Regions from separate parts of the Mus musculus genome. Here region 1 is linked to region 2. A link is a loop called in an ENCODE intact Hi-C map of the cell type or tissue named here. Cell type or tissue: gastrocnemius. All regions are shown on one strand. Links, peaks and the distances in the headings refer to the core of each region. The heading gives the core; the rest is flanking DNA.

Region 1 (9,813 bases), core at 1,536-6,535, 58 kb after region 2:
GTTGTGGGTTAGGATTTCTTTTTGTTTGGTTGGTTTTGGCTTTTCGAGACAGGGTTTCTCTGCGTAGTCCTGGCTGTCCTGGAACTCACTCTGTAGACCAGGCTAGCCTACAACTCATAGAGATCCTCCTGGCACTGCCTCCTGAATGCTGCATTAAAGGTGTGCACCACCACCACCTGGCTAGGATAGTTCTATTGAAGTGTTTTAAGGAAGTTCTTGCCAGGTCTGGAATCTGGTTTCTGAATTCCACCTCCACAAGAATATTTTATTCTATAGATTTTTTAAATAAATGCTACCACCCAGTAGTACGAGAGTTTATTACCTCAAATTTAAAAAAAAGTATATTTTTAAAGAAAAAGTATAATATAAAATCAACATTTCACTGAGCAATGGTGATGCATGCCTTTAACCCCAGAATTTGGGAAGCAGCTGCAGGTAGATCTTTGTGAGGCTGAGGCTGGCCTAGTCTACATGGCAGCTACACAGAGAAATCCTTTCTTGGAAAACAACAACAACAAAACAAAGCAAACAAACAAAACCCCTAATAGGATGAGAGAGAAGAGCAGAGAAAGGGAGAGTGTGGATGCATACTGATTCTGTGTAGGTCAGAAGGTTTTGTAAGCCTAGGAGTAGGTAAGGAATTCAGGAAGACTGTATAAATCTAACACACCAGAACACTACCTGTATGAAGTATGCATCTTTTTCTTGTCTTATACTCTAGCTAATTAGACTATGGAAGTTTAAATGAGAATGCCTCTCTGCCACCCCATAAGGCTCATAAAATTGAACACTTGGTCCCCAGTTGGTGGAACTGCATGGGAAGGATAAGGAGGTGTGGCTTTATTATAGGAAGTGAATCAGTGGGACACACTTGAGGTCTTTTTGTTTTGTTTTGGTTTTTTGAGACAGGGTTTCTCTGCATAGCCCTGGCTGTCCTGGAACTCACTCTGTAGACCAGGCTGGCCTCGAACTCAGAAATCCGCCTGCTTCTGCTTCCCAAGTGCTGGAATTAAAGACATGTGCCACCACTGCTCGGCACACTTTGAGGTTTTAAGACTTGATACATTTCTGTTAATTCTCTGCCTTGTGATTGTGCCATACCTTCCTGCCTGCTGCCGTGGTAGTGATGAGCTTCCATCCCCCTGGAACTGTAAGCCCCAAATAAACTCTTCCTTCTATAAATTGCCTTAGTCGTCGTGTTTTATCAGAGCAACAGAAAAGTAACTAATGTGGGTTGTGGTGGTGGTGATGTATGCCTTGAATCCCAGCACTCTCAAGGCAGAGGCAGTGAGTCTTTGTGAGTTTGAGGCCAGCCTGGTCTACAGAGCAACTTATAGGACATACAGGGCTAAACAAAGAATTTCTGTCTTGAAAATAAACAAACAAAAAAAGAAAAGAAAGTGAAAGAGAAAGAGAAAGAAAGAAAAATAACTAATGTATGCTCATCATTCTTGCCAGATTGTCCAAGTTTGTGATTATCTATAAATATTTCCTGAATACCTCAGCCCCTTGTTCAATGAGATTTGAAAAATTTTGGTGGGCCATTTTAGGTGAGTGGTATCTCTGACTTTTCTCACTGGTCAAAGCAAAAAATCTAGAAGTTATTTTCTGCCATGTCCTCAAGCCAATGCCCAGTTAATTAACTGATCACTAAATTTCTGTTTATTCTGTCTCTTGAATTTATTGAGTCTATGCAATGTTCTCCATTCTTAATCCTGCTGGTATAGGTCTTAGTCATCACATCCCACCTTAGCTACCTTAATTACCTCCTAATTGATCTCCACCCTTCTCAACATCCACACTCTGATGACTTTCTTTTATATATATATAAGATTTATTTATTTATTTTATGTATATGCGTACACCATTGCTCTCTCCAGACACACTAGATAGAAGAGGGCATCAGATCCTATTACACATGGTTATGAGCCACCATGTGGTTGCTGGGAATTAAACTCAGGACCTCTGGAAGAGCAGTTGGTGCTCTTAACCACTCAGCCATCTCTCCAGCCCTCTGATGATTTTCTACTTAACGTTCAGAACTGACTATAGAAGGCTCAACTTGATTTGACACTATTCTATCTTCTCTGTCATTTTTATGTACCACCACACTTGCCTTAGTCTGTTTTCTGAGGTTACAACTAAGTACCACAGACAGGGTATTTACTGATATTTCTAGAATCTGGGATGTCCAAGATCAAGGTGAACACTTTGTGAGGTTCAACTTGATGTTAGGATTCTGTGGGGGTCTAAGATAGCACAGGGTCATCTCTATGGTAAGAAGAGGGACGTGCTAAAAAAAAGACACAGACAAACTAGCTTTTATACTAGACCTGTTCTCCACACAACCCTATAATACATTAAACCACGAACGAACAAATTCACCCATAAAAGCTGAACCTTCACGACTTCCGGGGGGCCAGGGTGGGTGGGAGGGGTTGAGGCAGACTTCTGGGGTTCAGGCTGGCCTTGGTTATGGCCCTCTCGACTCACCGTGAGTTTGGGTGGCCATCTTTAAACTACAGCAATCTTCACACTCCTCCTGTACTCCTGCTACTTTGAGTAATTTTCTACTCTTCTGTGTGACCTCTATGTCATCCTGTCCTCACACTTAAACTTTACTTCCTGTGGGAGCCTTCCAAATCTCCTGGGCCAGAATAACCTGACACACACAGTGTCCCGTGTCTTTTCCTTAAGACACCATAATTTTAATTACCTATGTGGTGTCTCTTCCCTCTTTTAATCTGTAAGCTGAATGAAAGCAGGAACTCTCTTTTGCTTTCTGGGTGTTAGCACCAAGGACAGTGTGTCATACCATACACCTATTTGCTGAGAGTGAGTGAGTGAATGAATGAATGTCCTTCTAGGTAACACGTGCTCATTTCTCAAGGATCCAGGTCAGGTGCGTGTCTTCCAGGTGGGATGCAGCTGAACCAGATTCTTTTGGGGATCTTTATGTCCGGCTTGGGATCCAACATGGTTTGTATTTCCTAGGTGCTTGTCAGATTACAATGGATTCTTAGCCACAAGTCAGTAACTGTACAAGATGAGTGATGGACATAGGGAGTTTTGTTACACTGCTCCACTTTTGCACATAAGTGCAAATGTCTATAACAAAAATTTAAAACATTCATATTTACCCAGGGATAAATGAAAGTATATTCAAAGTACTTTGGAGTACTTGCTTTGAACAAGCCAGAGATTGATAAAGTGACCCTGCATTAAGAGTATGTGTGTGTGTGTGTGTGTGTGTGTGTGTACTTTTCCACGTCAGGGAAATTCTTTAGAAGATGAACATAAGATGAAATAACAAATTTAGATTTGGGCACTGTTAGACTTAGATGCATCTCCAATCAGTTTTTCAGTATGTTCAGAGCCCACCGAGCCCACAGCTCAGGGGACAATGCTTTTGGGGTTTCTGCCCCTCTTTGCCCTTGATGTCAGGGATCTGACCATTAAGATTTGCCTCATTGTCTATCCAGGGCCTGCAGTGAACAGGAAAATAGCCAAGTACAGCATTTCTGTTTAATTTCCACTCAGTTCTCCATTTGGTCCTTTCCTAGAGTTAATTTCTACCCTGGAGTGCAGTGGGGGGGGGGGAGGCGGGGTGGGGGACGCTGTGTCATAGCTTTATATTCAGAGGCACGGGTAGAGTGTAAGAAATATCTCAGTTCTGGTTTAGTTTAACCACTTACTCTGTTACTGAGGGCAAGTCGTGTTACCCTTCAGAATGTCAGCACCTGCCTCTCAAATCCCGAGAACAACAATTGTGGGAATTGCACAGCGCTGGTTTGAGGATGAATGCAAGCAAATGGTTGAACATAGAGCCTGGTACAGAGTAAGCGGTCAATAAATACGCGCTATTATTATCCACAGGACGTCAGGGAGTGCTACCACAAGAGCCAGAGAGCAGCCGGCTGCCAGCCTCTTGAGGCGCAGCCACGGTCCCAGCACCCGTGTCTCTCTCCACCCTCCTCCTTCCCCCCTCCCTAGCGGATCAGACTCCGTGCTCTAGGCGCGTCTCCCGGCGTCGGTGCAGGACCGACGCGGAGGTGAGTCCACGGTGGCATGGAAGGGGAGAGCTGGGCAGGGTCCTGGGAGTTGGGTGCAGCCGTGCGGGGATAGACAGGAGGCCTGGGACGCAGGGCTTGCGAGGGTCAAGGGTCTGCAGGGTGCGGCTGGGGCAGCTGCAGCCAGTGCGGCTCGCACTCGCTCGCGCGCCCCGCCCCGGCCAAGATGGCGCCCCTCCCCCTCCCGTGCGCGGCTCCGCCGCTCGGGGCGCGGCCTCGCGGCCTGCGCGCTCCTGGGCGGGGGATGTTGTGATGGAGAAGCTGCGGTGTTGCGGGAGCCTTGCAGCTTGAGCTACCTTCGCCACCTGGGCCTGGGGCCTCGCCGCGCAGGTAGGTGCTGCTCCGTCTCCAGCCCAGCCCCGGGAGCAGGATCCCCAGCCTCAGCAGCCCTTAACCCTTGCAGCCTCTTCTTCTCAGAAGTCCAGGTCTCCAAGCCAGGCCTGATTACCCCCCACCCAACTCCCTTCGCCGCCTTCCTACCGCGGGCCTGCAAAATCACCCTCCGCAGGATCACTTTGGTCCTAACACCGACCGCTCCCCAAAGCTTTGCTTCTTGATCCTCTAGGATGCCCGGCGGGGGCGGGGAGGAGGGGGTGAGCGGGGGGGGGGGGGGGAGAGCGAGGGGCGATAGAAGAGTGGGGGAGGGGACGTCTAATGCTGGGAAGGGGACTTGGATCCGGGTAGGAGCCAGGCCGTGCGATTCCAGACTAGAGCCCCAGGCTTGGGATCTGTCAAGCTGCATTCTGTTGTCCTCAGCGACCGAGGGGTGTGCCCTGGGACCGGCGGGGTTCCCATCTCAGCCTGACAGAGAGGCCTAGCAGCGACTAGAGTGCTCCTTAGGAGCAGTTTTCCCTCTCCAATTCAGATGTTATTTCCAGCCTCTTCCGAGTCCTGTTTGTAGGTTGCATTCTGAGCCCCTAATTTCCCATTCATTTTAAAAATCCACTCCATTCTGTCTCTGACATCCACCGAAGCTTCTGAGCAAGGTCACTGGAGCCCTCCTTGTAACTCCAATGGACACTTGGCGGCTGTGAGCCCATTACCACTGAGTATGTGTCAGTCTCCTTGAAGCATTTTTTTTCCTGGTTTTCCTCCTAGGCACTGTCTATTGCTTTGAAGTGTTCTCTTGTCTCGTCTCTGCATATGTGATGCTATTCTGGCCTGAGCTGCGTTCTTTCACTCTGACCTTTTCCCTTGACCATTTCTTGCATGTCTAACTCTTTAAATTTCATATATAAGCTGCTGAGTCCCAAATTTATTTGTCTGGCCCAGACCACTGCTGAAATGCAAACTCATATATACTCAACTGTCCTCTGACATCCTTTTGAACAGTTCAACAGGAATTCCAAACCTACAGATTTCAAGGTGAATTAATTAACATCTCTTGTTCCCCTCATACCTCACTTACATGTCTGTTGTTCCTTCAGCCTCTCTCAATGACATCTGTCCATTCAGTTCAGGTTATGGTCACAGTGAGGTGGGGTCTGAGCAACATTCACCCTCACCTCTCGACATCAGATCTCACCAAGCTCTGTCATGCCCACGACTTCAATATTTCTCAGGTCTGCTAATGTCACTGGAGCTCAATTGCTGTCACACTTAGTGAAGACAGCCCCCCTGACTGCTCTTGTTTATTCCCTCTTAGTTACACAGCACTCATAATGGTCGTTTTAAAAATGCATCCAATCATTTATTCATTTAACAAATAGGATTTGAGCACCTAATATTTACAAGGCACCGCGAGAGGTACTAAAGATGTCATAAGAAAACAGAATAGACTGGGTTCACGTCCACAGAGAAGTGATGTCTTTGCAGGAAGTCAAATAAGAATGACATTGTAAAGATAGTCAGCATCATGAAGGAAGATGCATGGTGCGCTGAAAGATCCGAAGAACAGAATCTAGGCTGTCAGGGTGGCTAAGCGAGAAGGGGCCAAGGGAAGATGCTCTTAGGAGTATTCAGCTTGAACTAGAATGTAAAGGGAGAGTTGGGAAAATGAGGCTCAGACCATGCTTATGCCTTCCAGGAATCAAAGAAAGCAGCTTAGGCTGGGCAGGTCAATGACAAGAGTTGGGGCCAGAGGGTGAGGGCCATGGTTGGGATAACAGGGCAGTTTAGACAATGCTACGGATTTTGACCATAAGATCATTGACTTTGGTGCAGACTATGAGTGTTAGTTGTTAGGTACAGAGTGGATAAGTCCAGAATATTTTCTCAGAATGTGATCGTTGTCTGGGAGTGGACAGCAAGGGCCGCACATGTATCTCTAGGATCATACAACAGAGGACAGAACAGGTGCACTGTATCCCGTGGTCTCGGATCCTGAAAGAGAATGAGATAGGATGGTAGGAATGAGAAACATGAACGAATGTATTAGTTTGAGAGGCTTCTGGGACAGCTAGATGGAGTTGTTGGGTAGGGAGTTGAAAGTTCATGTCTGGAGTTCCGATGAGGGAACTTCAAGTTTGGAAATCATCGTTGTATAGATGGTAACTGGGTCTGGGGGCATGAATGAATACTTCTACCGAACACAGGCCAAGGAAGAGAAAAGGGTATAAGTCAACGCTGTGGGAAACCCAGCCTCTAATGGCTGGGAGGAAGATGAGCCAGCAAGGAAGTCTTAACAAGCAGGCAAACAAAACAAAACCCCAAACAAACGGGTAGCCAGATTCATGGAAAGAAATCCAGGAATGTAGATCATGGAAGCTATGAATGCACACTGGACAAGGGGCTCCTGAGGCTAAATTCTGCTGAAAGTACACATGCTGGCCAGACATCTATTAAATGCCAGGGGGGCCATCTGGACCTTAGTAGATGCTGTTACCAAGTCTTACTGAGAATGGAAGCAGAGTTAAAAAAGCCAAAAGGGAAGAGAGGAAATGGCTGTAGTGAGTGTGGAGAGAAAGAGGCCCTAAGGAGCTTAAGGGAAGGTCAGGCCAAGAAACACTTTGCTCTTACATCTAAGTAGTAGGCGAAACACTTGGTTTTAGACAAAAAGAGAAAGAACAGATTCATCCCGTTTGGGGTTTGAGGATGTTCCCCAATTAGTGACTTCCCTTTCTTCCAGGAATTGGAAAGGAAATTGAGAGACTGGGAGAATTGAGGGGTGGTCCAGGAGATTGATGTGCAAGCAGGCTTCGCTCCTAGAGCTGCAGAAAGCCAAGGGTCTAGTCATGTGGTATTCTTTCTCTATCACAGTAACTGATTTATTCCACCAATGAAAAGTGCCTTTTGGTGGGCAGGTGCGATGATGTCAGCAGACGAAGATGCTTAGTATCAAACCTGATGACCTGAGTTCAGTCTTCAGGCCCCACGTGGTGGAGAGAGAACAGACTCTCTTCAGTTGTTCTCACACTTGTGCTATAGTGAAGGTGTGCCCCCACACAAAATAATAAATGTAAATAAAAAATAAATGTAAATAAAATGTAAATTAAAAAAAAAAGAAGAAAGTACTTATAGATACTAGGAATTGTCCTAGAGATTGGTGTCCTACTATACAGTAAGGAGTTGTGCAGTGACTCCCAAGAGTATGACTTCCTCCAGGGGAGGAACCATTTTCTATTGTTGATACCCTTGACCATGTTTAGTGCAGTGCCTGGCATCTTGTAGGCTGTCAGGTTGGAAGACTCCTGGCTTTGGACAGGACTCAGCTCATTGACCTATGGTGTGATGTTAGCCTTTTCAGGCTTTGTGGGTTCCTCCTTAGTCTCTACCCAAGGCCCGACTTAGCTTCGTGCTGTACATTTATCTTTGTGGAGGAGAGGGGTGTAGGTATGCAGGAGCCACAGTGAAGATATAAAGGTATGGAGGTCAAAAGACAATTTATGGAGTTCATTTTTGCCTTCCACCGTGTGGTTCCTGAGGATTGAGCTCGGTCATCTGGCTTTTTGGCAAGATCACTCATGTTATGAACCATGTTGGCACCTTTTTATCCTCTGAGATGTCCCAAGTATAGATAACCCCAGTGAGAGAGGAGAGATTGGATTATTCTTTTTTCAAGAAACTATGTACCTGGTTATCTTTTTGGCTTCAAAAAGTCAGGGTGGTGGCCACATTGCCTCAGGCTAGACGGCTATGTCTCGGCACTTGCAACAAACTTACCCAATCTAATCTAAAATTGCCTTCTTCTCTGGTGTCCTGATGGTCAGGGCTGCCCTAAAGTCAACCTGGCTCTTCACGCACCCAGTGACACAGAACCTGTGTTCTCTTCAGGTACATTTCCTAGTGTTATGAAAGCCAGTCCCAGCCTGACTTAGAAACATGGCTTTTCTCCACCATTGCCTCAGAGAGTTCATCATTCCTGATATCCTGTGAGCTGTCAGAGGCATGGGGTCTCTGTGAGATGCTGCCATTGAACAGTCAGTGAGCCAGGACTTCGGGTTTCATTCTTTTTCTCCCTCTTTTCACAGACCGGAGCCTTACCTGGCCAGGCTCTGTCCCATCTTCCCGGTCAGGCCCCCTTCATCATTCTCTAGCTCCTTCCTTAAGACCACCTTCATCCACTCTAGCCTAAGGTGACAGGACAAGCTTCCTGGGTATCTGTTCCCAGCCAGTGCCAAGCTCCCAGGTACCTAGTTCTCCAGTGTCTGCCCCCATCATCCGTCCTATCCTTCTTTACAGTGGCCACTCTGGCAGACACACAACATGTTCCCCTTTATGCCGATATTGTAATACTGAGTCAGACAGAGTTTCATATTTTCTGATAGCATGTGACGCTAGGTGTTATGGAGCACAGACAAGGGAGTGGTCATTGGAGGGTAAAGAAAGTCCAGGGAAGATTGCTTAGGAGCCCTGAGAGCTGAGGGAAGGTTTGAAATACAAGGAGGAGGTTCTTACAAGAAGGGGTGGATTCCAGGCTGAGGGAACAATGTAAACAAAGACTTAGGCTTTGTTTGATGTGTTCCAGAACCTCCCATACTTCATGTGGCTGAGTATAAGGTGTGAGAGGGAGGGAGGGATGGCTTGAGAGGTGCTAGGTTTGGCTGCAGTGGCCTCTCAGGTATCCTGTAAACTGAGCTCAGCCTTTATCCTAAAGGCAGTGGTGAGCCCTTTAATTTTGTCAAGCGGGGAGTGACACAATCTGGTTTCCATTTTTGGAAAATCACTGTGGTTCTGGGTGGAGACCGAACTGCCTATTTTTTCCCCTTCGTTTATTCCAGTGACCATGAGTTTCCTCACAGCCCAGGTGGAACCACCCTGATCAGATCAGCAGTTAGTTAAACATGAAGGTGAAGCAGACACATGGACAGAAACCTTATTTCATTTATTTTATACAACTATTCAGAGCATTGTGCTAGATTCCCAGGTGCTAGAAATGGTAAAAATGCAGATAGTGGCTTCTGTCTCAGGATCCCTGGCTAAGCCTGAAGAAATGGGAGAGAGCCTCGCTTGGGCACCCTATAACATCTGCACTTACTCTGCATTGGGGCACACTGAGGCAGTGGAGAGTCAGAGTCAGACACCTCAGCTAGAGAATAAGGAGTGGGGGGCATTGAGTAAGATGTTAAAGGGAAGAGCTGCACAGGGGGGGTCAGAAAGTAAGACCTGCAACTGCTGGGTTGTTGGGGACTTGTGTGCAGAGGAAGGGTTCAGTAGAAAGAGGGAACTTTGAGGGAAACCATTGGGAGGGAGAGTGACAACAGGGCTTGACTGAGGGAGGGTTTGCAGTGAGAGTTGAGAGTGAGTGGGAGGTGGATGGTGGGGAAAGAACTAGTGTTGGGGGGTTCCAAGGAGAGCAGGGTTC
Region 2 (9,813 bases), core at 2,049-7,048:
ACCATCTCAAAAACAAAACAAGACAGAGCAAAAAAAGTTCAGGTCATTCAGAGAGTAGGCTTCGGGCATATCTGTTTCCTAGTCTTTTTTCAGCAATTACTAATTATGTGTGACATAGGAAGAAAGGAAACACAGACAACTCACAGCACATGTTTATTGAAAGGATACATACAGGTGCTGACGTAGCGCTTTCTCGGCAGCCACACAATATCCTGGGTCTCCACCTTCCTGGTTTTGGGAACTAACAAGTTCACAAGCTGCTCTACTCACATGTGTACTTGTCAAGGAATAAGATTAATCTTGTAGTCAGGTCATTCTTTAAGGAAGCTCCTGGTCAGCAAGTTTTATATGCCTAAAGAATTATCTAGCAACAGGTTGTAGCCTGTGTCTGTAATTCCAGGATCTAGGAGGCTGAGACAGGAGGATCACAAGCTGAAGGCCAATGGGTCCACGGCAAAACCACCTAAAAGGAAAATGAAAAAAAGAAAAGAAAAGAAAAGAAAAGAAAAGAAAAGAAAAGAGAAAAGGGAAAGGAAAGGAAAAGAAAGGAAAGTGACACACCAAAATCTGCTTTCCAAGAACTGTGTAAGACAGGGCTCTCCTAAGGTCTGCTTTCTTGCTTCTTTACCTGTCTAGTGAAAAATAATACCTCCTAGTTTCACAATTAAAAGGAGTAAGTATGATAAATTTATACAAAATAACTCAACAGACACGATTTAGAGAAACAGCCTGCTGTAGTGCAAAGAATATCAGGCTTAATGTTCCAGCTGCACTTTATTGGTAGAGTCTTGATCTAACAGTGCAGACTGCTTCCAAACTTACAATTCTTGCCCTGTTAAGGATTACAGGCATGTATAACAAGCCTTGGAGCAAGATCTGCCTCTCAATATGGAATCAACTAAGATTTTCAACTTTTTGGCTGGCCAACACTTGGGAGGTAGAGGCAGAAGGACCAGGAGTTCAAGGTCATCTTTAGTTACAATTTCCAGGTCAGCCTTGGGTACATGAGACCACATCTCTAAATAAATAAATAAATAAATAAATAAATAAATAGATGCCTATTTCTGACCTATAGGTGGGGGGTAGGACAGCAAATCTGCTCTGCAAATCTGCTCTGTGAATAGTTGGTTTTGACGAGGAATTTAATTCCTCTGTTTAAAAAAAAGAAAAAAGAAAAAAGAAAGCTGGTCACCTGATGCAATACTGGAAGGGAAGGGATGGGATGGAATTACGGGAAGCAGTGAAGAGGAAGTGGGGAGCTTAGTTGTTACAAGTTCCTGCCTGCTGCCCTGAAGATGCTGTCCTAGATCAGCACCACAGACCTGGCCTAGCTGCTCAGCCCTGCCTGTGACATTGGGGCAAAGAGCAAGTGGCTCTTTCTATGCTCAGTGTCCAGAAGCCATTGAGCACTAAGAATGGTTTATAGCCTGACATTAAAAAAAAAAAAAAAAAAAAAGTTCTTGCCTGGCAAGCACAAGTACTTGTGCTCCATCTCCTGTAAAACAGTAATAAATGCAGACCCCATGCTGTCGCTTGCCCTGCAGGCTGTCATCCTTGAAGCCCCACAAGGTGGTACATGCCACATCCTCCTTCCTTCCCCATCTCCACACTAGGAATGAAGTCACAGAACCGGCAGCTGCCAGGAAAGGACTCCTCCTGAATACACATGTGAATCCCACAAGAGGGGGTGGGGAGTAATGAAACAAGAATAGAGAAGCTGGCATCAGAGCAGTTACAGTGAGACTAGTGTAAGGCACAGGGTAGAGAGCTGAAACTAGATTAGACAAGCAGTCAAACCCGAAGAGGAGGGGCACAGATGGCATTTAACCATCCCTCCCTAACACCATCTCCCTCTCCCTCGAGTTCTCTTCCTGAGGTTTGACCAATGCTGCCTTCCTGACTGACTCTGAAGACAAGAAAGCACTTCTTTGTTTAAAGTCTTTATTGCTAATTTCACAAAGGCAGGAAGTACTAAGAGAGTAAATTGGGGAAATGGTCAACATTCCTGAATTCTTAGAGGCTTGTCTTTGTTCTGTTGTCACTGACCTCCTAGGAAGCAGTGGCTAAAGCCTAAGGGGGTAGAGTTTTCTTCCTGCTTTTGTTGTTTGGTTTTACCTTCTTCCCCTAGGTTCACAGCAATTCTTTTTGACAGCTGAAAATAAAAACTAGTTATGAGTCAATGTATATTCAGGTCCTTGAGTTAGTCCCAAGGACAGCCACTGAGAGCTCTCCTTTTGGAACCAATTTCCCATTGCTATTACTAACCTTAAAGCTCTACCCATAATCCCTGCTTTTGCTGGGGTGCTGGGAATGCTGAATTTGTCCTTCTACACATAAGAAGGCACTACATCAACCTCCAGGGCTAAAGGCAGTACACATGCACTAGATGACAGAATAAAGGCTGGTACCCATAGACAAATAACCAGACTGTAAAAACGGGTTTATTGGCTCCAAGAAAAGGAGCAACAGCACCCAGCTTTCAAGCTCAATCTCTCTGTACACATTTAGATAAGCCCAAGGTCCATAGAGGAGCCCATCCAAGCACCTTCTCTCCAGGGGCCAGGGACGGCTAGCTGCCTGATGGCGAGTCTCTGGTCTGTTCTGCAGGAATACCTGGCGCGGCCGAGGCAGCCTCGTAGTCCGCGATGCGGCGCTGGACCAGGGCGGGCATGAGGTGCACGTAAGCGGCCATGAGGCGGTGGTTAGAATGGATGAGTTTCCCAGCACAGCTGTGCAGGCAGGCCTCCTGGAAGGAAGACGGAGGGAAGTAGAAACTAAAAGGGGTCCAGTCAAGCCCGCCTCCTTCCTTCCCGGTCCCCAGCCTAGGAGTGAGGTCAAGAAAGAGGGAGAAGATGGGGGGCTGGGGGAGGGTGTCACGTCACGTTGTCAACTCTGGGACCCCCACACTGTCTCCACCTCCTCAGCGTCCAGAGCTCGGTGGTGCAGGCTGGGCACACAGCGCTGGAAACACAGTTCTGTCATCCGATTGTAGACCAACAGGAAGTCTCGCAACTGAGAGAAAAGGGAACCACGACTTCACCACCGCTAAGGCTCCCCGGGATGCACAGCCCGTCTCCCCCTCGGGTTCTTGCGTGTACCCCTGGAAACAAACTGCACGTCTAACCCAGAGAGCAACTGCGCTCTCACTCACGTTTCTCAGTTGCTGCTGCTGCTGCTCCATCACGCCAAGGGCGCACAGCCCTAGTCACTTCCGCCCGTGGCGGGGTGGCAGGGTGGCGCGGGGTTGGGGGGGCGGAGGGGGGAGGTTAGAGCTCTCAGAGTCGCCCCGGAAGTAAACTCTCACTACTCCCCAAGAGCTTGAAGGCGTAGCTCCAGGCTCGTCCTGCCCACAACTGCAAACGTCACTTCCGCCCTTTTTCTCTGCGACGTGGCCGGCTTCTTCTGCCCAGAGAGCATGTCACTTCCGCCAAATCTCTGACCTGCTGCTAGGATCGCGACGAGAACTGGAACCCGAGGTCCCCGCGCGGTCCGGGCCTCGCGCCCTGAGGGGAAGAGCGGCCCGGCCCAGGTGAGAAGGACATACTTGGACGAAGGGAAGTTGAACGCACGAACCTGTACTGAGGGCAAAATGCCCTGAGCCCTTGGCAAGGATGAGGACACACCTGATGCCCAGGTGTATGGGGGTGGGGGGAGCCCCTCACATCTGGGAGGCTTCAGCTGACTTTGGAAGGGATTGCCCGTGTCCTGGGAAAGAGAGCCTTTCACCTGACACCAGGAACATTCACTAACTGCTTCAACCAAGGCCTGCTGGGGAGGGCCTAAGGGAGTCAGGTGCATGAGATGGAGAAAGGAAGAGCCCAGACCGGCTGAAGGAAGAGGGGAAGGAACACCAAAGAATGTGAAAGACCAGGATTGTAGAGCATGCCTGAGTGGCAAGTGAGAGTCTGAGCCTAGGAAAGGGTTCTGGTAAACATTGCCTCTGCAGGGTTAAGTTCCCAGAGAGCATAGACCTCCCCTCTGGTCCTCACTGCTATAATCCCATTGCCTCAGTATCTCACTCATAATAGACACTCACTAGATAGTTGTTGAATGACTGAATGCATGAATGGTTACTGAAGGCGAGGTAGGGGGGTTATGAGAAGACACCCGAGGCTTTGGTATGCATGCATCTGTAGAGATAATGTCCTCAGAAGAGAAGAAACACACAAACTCAAGGAAAGCCGTGGTGGCTGATCCCAGGACACCCAAGCCCAAAGACAACCCCTGAAACCTCTGAGAACACAGGGAAGGCCTCCTTGTTCTGGAGTGCTGGCCAGTTTCCAGAATTGTCTGTGTTGGGCTTTACAGCGTGCTGGGGTGGAGACCTTGACTCCAGTCCCTTCCCTAGCCATGACGGACGGGATTCTAGGGAAGGCAGCCACAATGGAGATTCCCATCCACGGAAATGGCGAAGCTGGGCAGCTTCCTGAAGACGATGGGCTGGAGCAGGTGCTTCTGTTTGATTCTTCTCATTGTTTTGTTATACATTCCTGACTTATAAACCTTTAATTTCCCCTGTCCCGGTAGCCTTCAGTTAACTAAACTCCTTCATACTTTTCAAATCTTCTTTATGGTTCTGTACAGACTTTACTATGCACTGTCTCCGTCCCCAAAATGTTTCATCCATCCCTGTGTTCCTGAGGTGCCCCCCTCTTCTCTGACCTATAGGACCTCCAGCAGGTGATGGTGTCAGGACCCAACCTCAATGAAACTAGCATTGTGTCTGGTGGCTATGGGGGCTCTGGTGACGGACTCATCCCCACAGGTATGAATGATAGAGATAGGCTTGAGGGGTGGGGTGTTGAGACAGTTTGCAGGCACATAGACACATACAGGAAAGCTTGACTCCTGGACTGGAGAGCTTGCGAACTGCTGGTGTGAAGTTCATAGACAGTCCAGTCCCAGGCCAGCTCCCAGAGTTGCCCATCTGCCTCCCACTGGCCAGTCAGTCTCGAAGATAATCTCACTCGTCTTCTCCTCCTTGCCGCCACCATCTGAGCCAAGTTAAGACCTTAAGGTTATGAGCACTCAGGAGCTTAAGGCCAGTTTGGAGCTTTGTGAGGCTTCTCAGAGTTTCATTTTAGACTCTTTTACTGGCTAGAATTCTACCTAGAAATATAAGCCAACTTCTCTGTTTTTCTGTGTTCACCATCTTTGATCCTGCCAATCGCACATGTCATGTTTGCTTCTATTCCCGCTTATCTCGTACACCAACAACACTCCTACCCTACTCCAAGAATGCCAGATACATACATTGAATTGATTTGGTTGTCAGGACATGAGTCCTTGTTCCCCCTAGTGACCAGAAGAATGCAGTTGTCTGTCTAGATAGTCCTTCTTCAGAGAGGTCATTTCGTGTGTTTGGGGGGGTGGGGGGGAGGAGTGAGCCACAGAAGTGTATGGTTTTATCTAAGAGAAACTGGTGTCAGAGAACTTGGTCCTTTAGGGTCTGGCCGACATCCATCTCACAGCACGTCACCCTCTGGCCCTGGTGACGAGGTGGCCCGGGGCATCGCTGGAGAAAAGTTTGACATCGTCAAGAAATGGGGCATCAACACATATAAGGTAAGATTCAAGTGCTTCTCCTCAGAAATTCTCCGTGGGGACCTTTTCCCTTTCCCCAGGTCTTACTGTGTAGTCTTTGCTATGACTAAGAGAACGGGGGTGCTGGAGTAGTTCATTGTTGGGGTGGAGTTTAGATTTCTGACCTCACCCCCCCCCCCTTCCAATCAGTGCACAAAGCAGCTGTTATCAGAGAGATTTGGCCGAGGCTCCCGGACTGTGGATCTGGAGCTAGAGCTGCAGATTGAGTTGCTGCGTGAGACGAAGCGCAAGTATGAAAGTGTCCTGCAGCTGGGCCGGGCACTGACAGCCCACCTCTACAGCCTGTTGCAGACCCAGCATGCACTAGGTGATGCCTTTGCTGACCTCAGCCAGAAGTCCCCAGAGCTTCAGGTGCCTCAGCCAAAACAAAGAGGGTGGGGGTACTGGGCCCTGGTCCTTCCAGGCAGGCTTTCCTCAGCCTCCCTCCCTCCCTCCCTCCTGCAGCCCCCAGGGAGAACCCCTCTGGGGTGCGCCCAGTCCTGCCCCCAGCATCACTCACCTATGGAGGCAGCCTAAGGGTTTGTACAGAGGCCCAGAAGTTGGAAGGGTTGTGGGAGAGGGCTCACCAGTACCTCATAAGTAACCTGTCTCCACATCATCAAGAATGCCTTTGGTGCTTGGCCTAATCAGATTCCCTCCCTGCCTGCTGCACTAGCTCTCCGTGTTCTGTCTTGTAAACTCACCTAAGAACTCGTACTCCCCACACTCTTACCTCAGGCATCGCCAAGGGACCCTACTAACTTTGTGGCTAAGAGAGCCTTGCTAGAGGCAGTCTGGTTGTTGTAGTTTTGATGGCTGTTTCTTCTTTGGGATGGAGGGATATGAAGGGCTCTACAGCTGCAGTCAGGTAAGGAGTGTTACTCAATGCCTGTGCCTCCCTTCTGCCCTTAGGAGGAATTTGGCTATAATGCAGAGACACAAAAGCTGCTGTGCAAGAATGGGGAGACGCTGCTAGGGGCTGTGAACTTCTTTGTCTCTAGCATCAACACACTGGTCACCAAGACCATGGAAGACACACTCATGACTGTCAAACAGTATGAGGCTGCCAGGTGTGGGCCCACGGTTTGGGAAGTTGGCTGGCATGGGTGAAAATGCAAACATTAGGGGCATACAGATTCAGAAAGGAAAGGAAATATGAGTGTGGATGAAGAGGTGGAGACCAGCCTTTATCACCCCCTTCCCAGGCTGGAATATGATGCCTACCGGACAGACTTAGAAGAGCTGAGCCTAGGGCCCCGGGATGCAGGGACTCGTGGTCGACTTGAGAGTGCCCAGGCCACTTTCCAGACCCATCGGGACAAATATGAGAAGCTGCGGGGAGATGTGGCCATCAAGCTGAAGTTCCTGGAAGAAAACAAGGTGCTGCCCTACTCCCTTGGTCCTAAGTCACCTAAGTCCTAAGACACAGTACCTATCCCTTCAGACCCTTCTGATTGTTGGGTGCGGAGCTGCCCCTGGCTAGGGAGTGGGTTGTTCCCCTAGCCCCTTGAAACCTGAGCACTTTCAGTTCACCCTCCTCATCACTGGCTTCTAGTCCCAGTAGCATAACTGAAAAAAACATTGCCCCTTGGCTGGGGTTCCAGAACCCTAAACCCAGCAGATTAAGTCAGGTTTCTTTCTTCATATTGCCCCTTCTCTTTTGACTTCTTGAAAACTCCCTACCCCAAAACACTGTCAGCAGAGTCTATTTGCTCTGGACTGTGTCTGGGCTTAGGCTTGTAGCCCCTCCCTGAGGGTGCCTGAGTCTAGCCTTAGCTGACCCTGCTGGGCCCCCAGATCAAGGTGATGCACAAGCAGCTGCTGCTCTTCCACAATGCCGTGTCTGCCTACTTCGCTGGGAACCAGAAACAGCTGGAGCAGACTCTTCAGCAGTTCAACATCAAGCTGCGGCCTCCAGGAGCCGAGAAGCCTTCCTGGTTAGAGGAGCAGTGAGCAGCTCCCAGCCCAACTTGGCTATCAAGAAGGACACTGGGCGGGGCAGCCCCAGGGTGGAGGAGATTGGACATGGGATGTCCTTTGCCACTTACTTGCTGGCTTGGGCTCGTTTTTTCTGACTGGGGTCTGACACCAGTTTTGCCCACTGCTGTGGTCTGAAGAGGCCCGTAGGCCCGTAGGCCCAGAAGCTGCTGTCCTGCCCTTTATCTTCCTGGCCACTGGGCTTCATTCCCAGATCTTTTCCTTTCACTCCACAGCCAAAGGCTATGACAAAACACTCCCTGGCCAATGGCATCACTCCTCAGGCCTATCCCCAGCTCTTGGGATGTGCCCCTGACCAAAGACAGGACCTCAAAAGGTTCTGTCAGCCAATGGCAGCTCTTCTTGGGCTCCTCTGGGCCAATAGTGTTGCCTCCAGTACCCTTTGTTCCCTCCTCAATGTGTGTCCATTGCAGAGAAGGGGACTGGGACCAAAGGGGTGGGGATAATGGGGAGCTGCATTTGTGGCCCTGCATCTGAATGGGCCCTCCCCTCATCCACCCACCCAGTTGAACTGTGCTTAGAACCCCAGAAGACTGGGTTCTAGCACTAGGAATAAACCTTTCATAAAAGCAGGCCCAGTGAGGTCAATTTGTGGGGGACTAGAGGAGGGTGGATTGGTAAGAAATGCCCAGTAATCTTGCATTCAGTTCCTATGAATTCAGAAGAGCTGCAGCTAAGTTTGAGAAGCTGCCGAAGGCCTGATGCCCCTCACTTTCAGAGCCAACGCTTTATTTTTCTCTTCCCGTTAGCACCAAGGCAATCTATGTGTCTGAAGAGCATAGGGTCCAGAGGGGGTTGGGCCGGCTAACCATCATGCATTCAATCATACAGCCGATGTTTACTGAGTGCTTTTATTTGCCAGGCACTGCGTTAGGCCCTGGGGAAACATCAGTGAATAAAACGCAGTCCCTGCTCACAGTGCTTAAGGCCTAGTGGGGGATAGAGACAAGTAACCAGGCAACTACAATACAATGAGAAATGCTAGGATACAAGATGCAGTGGGAGCACCAGATAAGGGGCATCTAGCTTAGACTGAGGTAGGGATGGCGATGCCAGTTTAAAAGCTGAGATCTGAAAAGTAAGTAGCGAACAGCTGAGGAAGAAAGGCCAATGCTCATAAAGTCTGAATAAGAATTCAGTCCAGAATGAAAAATTAAGTGGGTGAGAGACAAGAGGCAGACTTGATCTTTGGAGAAATGGAACTAAGAAACCTCTTAGAGGTCTGGCAGCACGGGAGAAGCGAAGTGTAGAGAACATACTTCCTGGACTATTGGGTAGCCTAGTGACCCTTGCTTGTCACTCTAAGCATGAACCCTGCCTGAGCTCCTTCACATCCAGTGAGTAGCTACCGCAGAGATAAAGGCATTCTCACCGCACCTGCTGCAACCTGCACTGCTCTTGTTGAAGTCAAACCTTAATTGTATAAGAAATCACAAGAAAACTCCCAGCAGCACTTTAGACAGGGCTTGAGTGCGGTCAACTACAGGTCCAAAGACAACTGCAGACTTCTTCAGCATTCTGTCCCCTCTAGAGGGTGGAGAAAGGGGACCAACCCAGTCAGCAGGTTCCCACAGCACAGGGTGCACACCACTCTGACTTGACTCTTTGTCAGTGATAACTGCAATCCCCAGCCAGGCTTCTGGGGCTTTAATTAGCCTTTATGTAGTCAGCTGTCTGCCTTGATTATTAGAGGTGCTGGTTCTCTTATTAGCCCCCTACTTTATGGGCCACTGAGGATTTTTGTTGTAAGGGCATTGAATCTTCAAATGGTTGGAGACAGAACCTGAAAGCAGAGCCCAAACATGGCTCCACCATTTTCTAGCTGATTAGGATTAATGCCTGGGGAACATAAGCTCGCTCCGCTCCTTCCGTTGTAAAGCTGCTAATAAAAGCAGCTACCGATTACGGTTATGCGTATTAAATGAGATAATGTATGTAAAGTGATTAGCTCTGTCTGGCACGTAATAAACACTCAGTCCCTGTTAATGTACAGTTTTTATTGTATTGTACCTAGGCTGTTTTTCCATAATGCAATGATTCTGAGAATTGCTCTGGGTCTTTGGTGTAAGGAAGGAGTCGCGCTGGATGGTCTAAACCAAATTTCCTCAGGCGGCACCTGAGGAACCTAAAACCGAAAAGAAGTCTCCCACTTGGCCTGCAAACCCCTTCTCCTAGAGTTCTGGGTTGAGGTACAGGTGGTCCCCCTCCCTCTTGCTCAGTGGAAACCAAACT

Evidence for each region. Peaks named below come from ENCODE experiments on the same cell type or tissue, not always from the same donor. Only the 100,000 strongest peaks of a DNase experiment are listed, where the experiment ranks them.
Region 1: a loop joins it to region 2, with 2.2 times the contacts of the local background. A loop is called at or near these places in 5 of 42 quality-filtered maps.

Annotation. Positions count from the first base shown.
Region 1 is chr7:105,575,722-105,585,534 of GRCm38, reverse strand. Apbb1 (amyloid beta (A4) precursor protein-binding, family B, member 1) reads left to right here and starts at 4,044. Exons shown (of 15, transcript NM_001253885.1): 1 at 4,044-4,400. In gastrocnemius, for the core only: a CTCF peak has its summit at 4,008; DNase peaks (open chromatin) are centred at 4,001, 4,258 and 4,726; H3K4me3 peaks cover 1,905 bases; H3K27ac peaks cover 1,580 bases.
Region 2 is chr7:105,633,961-105,643,773 of GRCm38, reverse strand. It overlaps Arfip2 (ADP-ribosylation factor interacting protein 2), which reads left to right and starts at 3,358. Exons shown (of 8, transcript NM_029802.4): 1 at 3,358-3,529; 2 at 4,309-4,449; 3 at 4,669-4,765; 4 at 5,447-5,565; 5 at 5,734-5,955; 6 at 6,496-6,653; 7 at 6,789-6,963; 8 at 7,381-9,573. The coding sequence starts at 4,351. The coding sequence ends at 7,536. Timm10b (translocase of inner mitochondrial membrane 10B) reads right to left here and starts at 3,329. Exons shown (of 3, transcript NM_019502.3): 1 at 3,152-3,329; 2 at 2,917-3,012; 3 at 1,928-2,746. The coding sequence starts at 3,181. The coding sequence ends at 2,570. Gm22504 (a small nucleolar RNA gene) reads left to right here and starts at 1,298; the gene lies at 1,298-1,436. In gastrocnemius, for the core only: no CTCF peak of the experiment used is centred there; DNase peaks (open chromatin) are centred at 2,695, 3,365 and 4,291; H3K4me3 peaks cover 2,457 bases; H3K27ac peaks cover 2,437 bases.